Linked DNA regions of Mus musculus: region 1 is linked to region 2. The links are chromatin loops, found by intact Hi-C in ENCODE. Cell type or tissue: gastrocnemius. All regions are shown on one strand.

What was found. A loop is a pair of places that touch in the nucleus more often than their neighbours do. Peaks named below come from ENCODE experiments on the same cell type or tissue, not always from the same donor. Only the 100,000 strongest peaks of a DNase experiment are listed, where the experiment ranks them.
Region 1: a loop joins it to region 2, with 2.3 times the contacts of the local background. A loop is called at or near these places in 9 of 42 quality-filtered maps.

The regions. Positions count from the first base shown.
Region 1 is chr7:109,557,268-109,561,267 of GRCm38, forward strand. Denn2b (DENN domain containing 2B) reads right to left here. Exons shown (of 20, transcript NM_001001326.1): 3 at 1-194. Among named protein-coding and RNA genes, the nearest start is that of Snora3, 39 kb to the left of the region's middle. In gastrocnemius, no CTCF peak of the experiment used is centred here; a DNase peak (open chromatin) is centred at 2,388; H3K27ac peaks cover 1,515 bases.
Region 2 is chr7:109,617,329-109,621,328 of GRCm38, forward strand. It overlaps a transcript of Denn2b not described here. Among named protein-coding and RNA genes, the nearest start is that of Denn2b, 2.2 kb to the left of the region's middle. In gastrocnemius, a CTCF peak has its summit at 1,596; DNase peaks (open chromatin) are centred at 741 and 1,609; H3K4me3 peaks cover 66 bases; H3K27ac peaks cover 1,488 bases.

The DNA of each region.
Region 1 (4,000 bases), 60 kb before region 2:
TACAAATGGGTGGTGAGGTTTCTGGGGACGGATCTTGACCTAGGAGTGAAGGATTTCGAGAATGCCGGTCCTTGAGGAGCACCTGGGATTTAGAGTGGCTGGGGTACCTGCAGGCTGAGGTTTCACTGTCACTGAGTGGGTAGATGGGACTTCTTGGTGGGTATAAAACTGGAGGTGGAGAGACTGACTGAGACCTAAGAGCAAAAAAAAAAAAAAAAAAAAAAAAAAAAGAAAGGAAAAAGGAAAAGGGTGAGTGGTCTAAAAACCAGGGGGACTGTGTTTCATTCTGATGTTATGTTCCTGCAGAAGTCTCAAAAATACTCTAAGTGCCCCCTCCCATACCAATCCCATCACTTGGGAGATGAAGGCAAGAGGATTGTGAGTTCAAGGTCATCACTGGCTACACAGTGAGTCTGAGGCCAGCTTGAGTTAGTATGTCCAAAACAAAGAAAAGAAATCCTTCATTTAATATGTATCTTTAAGGCTGTCCTCAAGTAAAGAATAGCTCTTTAGTCACGGCAGGCCAACCTCCACGAACCTTTCTGTCTCGCTCATTCTCAGAGACCTGAGTAATACACAGAGCAGAAGCCTATTCTTTAATAAACCAGAGAATCTGTCAACTAGAGACAGTAAGAACATGTACTGCTACATGGCCAACTGGCCCTCTTGGAAGAAAGCACACAGTGCTTTTTACATTATAAATATTCCTGAACATGGTATCAGTGAATGCAGATGAGCAGAGATGCTAATGAACAACTCTCATGAACTGCAGCAAAACAGCCCCAACATATTACTTTCTAAAGTATTCCCAAATATATATGCCAAAACTGTTTGCTCTTTAAACCCTTGGATGTCTCCCCTAAGACTGTGTTACTACTACAAGATCCTACTATCCTGACAAGAATTAGGATCCCCAGTGGATTTATAAAGGTTAGTCAGGCCCCTCAAGAAAGAGTCCTTTCCACTCTCTCAGAAGGTTTTTACGTAGCTCTACCCTATGAGAGTGGCTTCATATCCAACAAGCCATCTTGAAATCCATACACAGATCTCAGCTAATGTTCCTAAGGACATGAACTCAATTTACCTTCATGAAAACTCTATTAGTTCATTATTATACATTACTATTTTCATGATGGAAATAAAAAGACAAGAAGAAGACTTAGAGAAATTACATATCTCACCCAAGGTCCCTTACATGTTAAGTAGTGAAGCCACAATATGAATTTACACTACACCAAGTTTTTCTCTAAAGAGAAGACAGTACCAAAGGACTCTAAGTCCTAGCACAGAGATACTTGTACACCCATGCTTATTGCTGTGCTGTTTATAATAACTAAAAAGTGGAAATAACCTAGATCTCCATCAACAGATGAATCGTCTAAGGCAATGTGATACATACACACAATGGGATTTTACTCAAGCCTTAAAGAAAAATGAAATCATGGTATCTGCAGGAAAACAGACGGAATTAGAAATTTGTTGTTGTTCTTGTTGTTTTTGTTTTGCTTGCTTTTCGAGATGGGGTTTCTCTGTTAAAAGATCCCTGGCTCTCATAAAACTCACTCTATAGACCAGGATGGCCTCAAACTCACAAAGATCCACCTGCTTCTGCCTCCCAAGTGTTGGAATCAAAGGCGTTGAGCCACCACATCTGGCTTAATATTCTGTTGCTGTTTGAAGTTTTTATATTAGCAAAGTGACCCAGATGCAGAACTACTTGTTTTCTCTTCATATCCAGATCCAAGATTACACATACATTCATCCATAACACATGTACTATGGGGGTCACGAAACTAGAAAAAGGACTCTGAAAGTAAAAGAAGAGGTTTAGGGTAGAAAGAAAGGGTGATAGAAAACATGTATGTATTCAAAGTCTGTAATCAAATTATATGTTAATTTTAAAACTTTTTAATGGAGAAATTAAAAAAAAACCCAACAACAACCAGTAAACAGTAACTTCTTCCACCAAACATAGCTCACCAGAAACCTCCATGGCCCTGGACACAGCCCAGTCTAGAACACAATATTTATAAGGATCAGGGGACTTCTCTGCTAGAGATCTTGTCTAAGGCATGTGGCCTGTATCTATAAAGCCCTGTATGAATGTTAAGCAAGAATGAGAGGAAAAGGTAGAGGTGAGTGAGCTTACTGAAGAGAGCTATGAGCGGGCATCCTCCCAGTGCATTTTCTGGTGTCTACTATGATAATCACTGTCAACCCTTGAGAACTCTTCTTAAACAGTATTAGCTCAACGGTGGTAGGAATTTGCTAACAGTGAACCCACAGAAGGTTTGACTGATCAAAAACTGGGCTGTACAGCTTCACAGCCTCCAAAGTGTCATGCCATCTCTAGGACAGCAGCCAGCTGCTCCTGAGCCAGTGGCTGTCACCACTTGCTCACATACAAAACTGGAGCTCTGGTGAGTCACGGATTGGCTGACAATTCCCTGTTAGGCCACAGCCTTTACTGACCCGACCAACAGAAAACCTCGTATGCTTAAGTTGTTTTTAAAAGGGCAAGTCAAACAAGAGCCACCCGCACACATACACAGGCACAGACGAGAGAACTGTAGTGCACAGCCAAGCTCATGAACAAAGAGCCTGCTCAGCGAGTAAGTGGGAAGAGACACCTCAGCTCTCTGTAGCAGGCACTGGCAGAGCAGTGAGCTTAAGGAGACCCCAGCCTATGCACAATGGTCAGGAGTCCCTAGTCTCTCTTCTTTTATAAAGGCACAGATTAAAAAGGGGGGATTAATCCGGGCCCCTATAAAGATAAGTCACTGGGTTCCACAGAGGACTCTGTTCTGGTGATTCTCAGTGGAGATAGGGGAAGTGCCGCCACAGGTCGCTGCTCCCAGGTTAGGGGCAGGCTCAGAAGAATCTCCATTTCCCACAGAAGGCTTAAAGAAAGATACAACACTGTGGACAGATGTCTGGATGCTTGAATCTTTGTAAAAGGGGTCTACACATCAGGTAGCATCCCTGGCATAAGATAACACTCAGCCTTGATCTTCTGGTTCATTTTGTTGTCTTTTATCCCTAAACAGATTGAGAGAGAAAGTAAGGCAATTCCTTGCCTGTCAGGTGAGAGAAAATGATGACTAAGCTAACCAGTACCTGGATCCAGAGGTACTCACAAGGGCAAACCCTTCTTTGGTGTCTGGTCTCCCACTCCGGTGCTTTCATTCTCTAGACACACTGCAACTAGTGGCCCCTTGGTTCCAATTCAGAGGTTAGCAGGCAGCTCCCTAGTGACTCCGTGTGCATCTATACACACCTCAAGCGTGAGGCACAGCTTGGCTCTTCACTCACACAGTATACTCTATAGCAGGTACACTCCAGGCACTATTGTAGGCATTCAGACTCAGCAGAGAGCAGAAAGACAATGCCTACCACCTTCTCTTTCTTTTTCTGTGTGTGCCACCTAACAGAGTTGGCTTTCCTTGGCCATCCATCCGAGCTATCCCTATGCCATTCTGTGCTTCCTTATCTCTGGTTTTACCATTATAGATAATGAAGGGCCAAAAGGTCTATGTTTCTCTCCTCCTCCTCTTCCTCCTCCTCCTCACATCCGGATCCATCCTGCTCCCCAACACACCTACTACTCCATCCCATCAATCCTGCTCCCCACACCTCTCACAGCCCCTACCCCCATTCCCATTGCTGCTGATACTTCCTCTGTTCAGATCTTTTCTTCCCACCAGGACTGAAAACATTCTCTTGATTTCCCTTTGCCTTAGTCTGAACCTTGTTCTAGTCCATCTTCTCATCTTGCTGAAATCCCCTAGTATCTGCAGACTAAAAGCAAGGCTGACAGGGTCCCCATGATTTGGTTTTTACTCACACTGTATATCCTTCCACACCAATCCTGCATTCCAGCCAAAGTTACGTCAAGCCTCTAGATTTCTTTAACGCTACTCGCTTCACCCAGGTGGATCTGGCCAATTTTTAATCCCTCCACTGTGGCTAGAAAAATATCTATTATGATATAATACTTACA
Region 2 (4,000 bases):
TTTTAGTAGCCCTATGTATACTTTTGCTTGGATGCTGCCTAACCCTCTCAAAATAGATGTACTAGTTTGTTTGATGCTCTTAACACACTGGTCAGATAGGTTTGCTACCATTTTATAGATGGGATCACTGAGGCCCAGAGAGATCAGATACTTGATCCACACTTACCTAACTAGTTAGGAACTGAGAGTAGAGACAAGTCAAGGGTCTCCTAGTCCTTTATGTTTTGCTATAAAGTACACAGAAGCCTGATCTTGAAAACCAGCTCATTTTCTAAGAACCACAAGTGTGGGCCTCCAAGGGAAAGTGAAGACTCTATCTAAGTCCTGTTAAGGTAAATCTATCTGCCACCCTTCTAGCCCAAAGATTTAATGACCGATAACATCTATGACATGCACAATATCTGCTGCAAACTAGAGAAAAAATGCCCTGCCCTACCCCCAAGTACTATCTTACATCTTCCCAAAATAACCTCCCAAATCCTGGTTCATTTTTTTCTCTGACAGAGTAGTCCTAAAAGTTACGACTGGTGTTATATTAATTTAACACATTTTAAAAATGTATCTAAAGTAAAGTTAAATTACTTGCTCCCATTTACTGAACCAGGAAATGAGAGATCCAAAACCAGTGTCCAAGCCTTTCAACTTTCTGGCATACATTAAGCAGAACAGTTGCCAAGAATACCAGAGCTAGAGTCACAAGACCTTAGCAGTGCCTGACCTCATCGCCAACTGGCCACCTGTCACTGAGCCAGCCTCCTCCCGACTTTCTACTTTCTATGAATATATCTCATACTGGGGTGGCAGAGGACTAGGGTGTGAGGTGCAGTGTCAAGGTGCTATTAGTCAAAAACACTTCAAATTAGGCACTCAGCTCTCATCCACCACCCCCCAATTGTTAGTACCTCTCCTCCACCAATCTAGTAGATATATTTTTCAAGTAGAACTCGGGGTTGGTAAATGGATTGACTGCATGTGGGAAGGTGGAGGCTGATGAGGATGAAGACAATGAGGCTCAAGGAGGCCATTCTCCAATGCTGCTCCTCAAAATAATGCTGGGGGAGGGGTGGGGGGGCCCTGATGGAATCTGTAACGCTTATCCCTTGCAGAATTCCTTGTGATGTTGACTCACCTTCAGTATGCTACAAAATTCCCAAAACCAGACTTTGGTTGACTTGAATTTAACTCACAAATATATGCTGAAGATAATACACAAAAACACGACATAAAACCCAAGTAGAAATGGCAGACTACTACAGATCCTTAAGTAGTGATAAGCCCAGAATCCCCACATCTGCATAGGAATTCAGTATCACTAAAGCTCTGTTTCTCTTTCCTCTTAAACACAGCAAATTCTGCTCTTTATCTGAACCCAAGGAACACACACCTGCCTAGTCTCCGAACCCAGATGAGGCAAGTCCACCCCTTTCTACAATAAGATCAAATTCACTGGAGTTGACAATATCAACTAAAATTTTCTGGGACCCTTCCAGTCAAACAGTGTGAGTCAGGCTACCAAAGCAGAAAGTCAGTCACTAAAGTAATCTAAATGTTAAAAGCCCTAAGACCAGACACACAACGCAGGCCATGCTCCCCCTAGCGGCACACCGGAGTTAGAGATTCTTTGGTATCTTGTCCTTAGAAAGAATAAAGTTGGGGCCTGAATTGGGGAGACCAGAACCCTTCTGTTGCATATGAGCTCCTGGAACTGGAAAGAAGCAAGGCCAGCCGACTTCCTCTGTTGCCTCTGCAGGACTGGATTCAGATCACGCCTGATTGGCTTTTTCTGAAGGAGGATTGTACAGACCCACGTTGTCTGCCAGTGGGTCAGTCAAGCTTGTAATACCAATTTCTCAGGAGGCTGAAGTAAACTGCAATGTCACCAACTGCCTTGGCTACAGAGGGCAGTCTGGGTAATTCAATGAAATCTTGTCTCAAAATTAAAAATAAGGGCTATAGGGTTAGAGAGATTGCTCAATGGCTAAGAACATAGTTACTTTTGCAGAGGAACCAGGTTTGGTTCCTAGCACCCACATGATGACTTACAACCATCCATAACTCCAGTTCCAGGAGATCCGATACCCTCTTCCAACCTCCATGGCACACGAATTTTACACAAACACACACACAGGCAAAATACTAATATACATAAATAAATCTTTAAAAATAAACAAACAAAATAAGGATGTGGTTTGAATATGCTTGGACCATGGGAAGTGGGACTATTAAAAGGTGTGGCCTTGTTGAAGGCAGTGTGTCACCGTGTAGGCAGGCTTTGAGAATTCCTAGTGCTCATGCTCCACCCAGTGTGGAAGTAAGAGTGTCCTTCTGTTGCCTGTGGGCCAAGATGGAGAACCCTCAGCTCCTCCAGCACCATGTCTGCCTGCATGGTACCATGCTTCCCACCATGATGGTAATAGACTGAACCTTTGAAACTGTAAGCCAGCCCCAATTAAATGTTTACCTTTATATGAGTTGCCTTGGTGATGGTGTCTCTTCACAGCAATGAAACCCTAACTAAGACAGAGAGCCAATGAGATTGTTCAACAGGTAAAGGGACTTCCTACCAAATCTGCGAACCTTAGCTCAATCTCTAGGATTCATACAGTGGAAAGAGAAAACTGAAGTTGTCTTGGACTTCCATATGCATATCATGGCATGCATTTACCCATATACATACCCAAATAAATAAATGCAATATTTTCAATAAAATGCAAATAAATAAATAAAGTGCTTGGGAGAAAGCTCAAAGAGACAGCACTGACAGACACACAAAAGGCTCTCGATTTCACCCTAACACTACAGGGAAAAAAGAAAAAACCACAAGTACATACACATACTTGGGCCAGAAACCTGGGTGACATCTCCAGGTCTCTTTCCCTTCCCACTGCAATCCATTTACCAAGCCCAAATAATTCTACTTGAAAAATATATTTAATATATGTCCCCTTTTCTCCACTTCTATCACTGCCTACCCATTCAGTAATTACTGCAGAAACCCAACTATCCTAGTTTCACCTCTTGCCCTCAAGGAAAATAGTGAAAAATCAAACTCAGTTTCTCATACACTGCCACACAACAATAAACACAGAGGCCTTCTGTTGCCAACTGGGTAGAGGTTTCTCCAAACATACCGAGCAAACCATCAGTCTAACAGTAGATGTATGCCCTCTGGTATAATTCAGACACTTTCCCTGGAGACTGAACCCAGCCCCGTGAGGCTCAGTCCTCAGTGCTGCCTCCCACCTCGCTAGATGCCAATTGCTAGGGTCAGACTGTTCTATCTGTGTTTCTGACAAGCACATATACATCTAAATCAGAATTTCCACAGTTACATCCTTGACTTTAACACATTTGCTATTAATAGGTTGGCCCATAAAACTTTAGGAATCACTTAGATCTCCTAGTCTATTATAAACGGTATTGTAGATGAAAGAGATTCATATGGCTGGTATGGGGAGGGCACAGAGCTTCCAAGTCCTCTCTACAAAGGTCACATGTTTGGCTCCACTATAGCTCTCAAAACCCAGTCCTCTGAGGTTTTATGGAAGATTCGGCATATAAGCACAACAGATTGTATCATTAGTCATTTTAACCAACTTAACTTTCACCCCCCTCTCTTTTCCCCAGGAGTAATGGAGTAAGACTAAAGTTACAATCTTCTAAACACAAGCAGCTCCCATCTTGAGGACATGCAGGAGCCCACAGGCACCAGGCAAATACAAATAGACATATCCTGCTTTGGAGATTCCAAAGGATTTTAGGAGTTGTCTGCCAGGAAACAGGAGGAAGACCAAATATACATTCCACAGCATCATAGCCTCACAAATCCATTCTCCACACGGCTGTCTGAAGCCCCTTTTGACACAGGATCATGTCATTTCCTGCTTAACACTTCAATGCTTCCCAGAGCTCTTAGGATGAGCTCTAGGTTCTTAGCAAGACCTCTAAAGACCCAGCACGACCTCCTCTTCCCTCCTCTCAGCATACTTCCTTCCCTTCC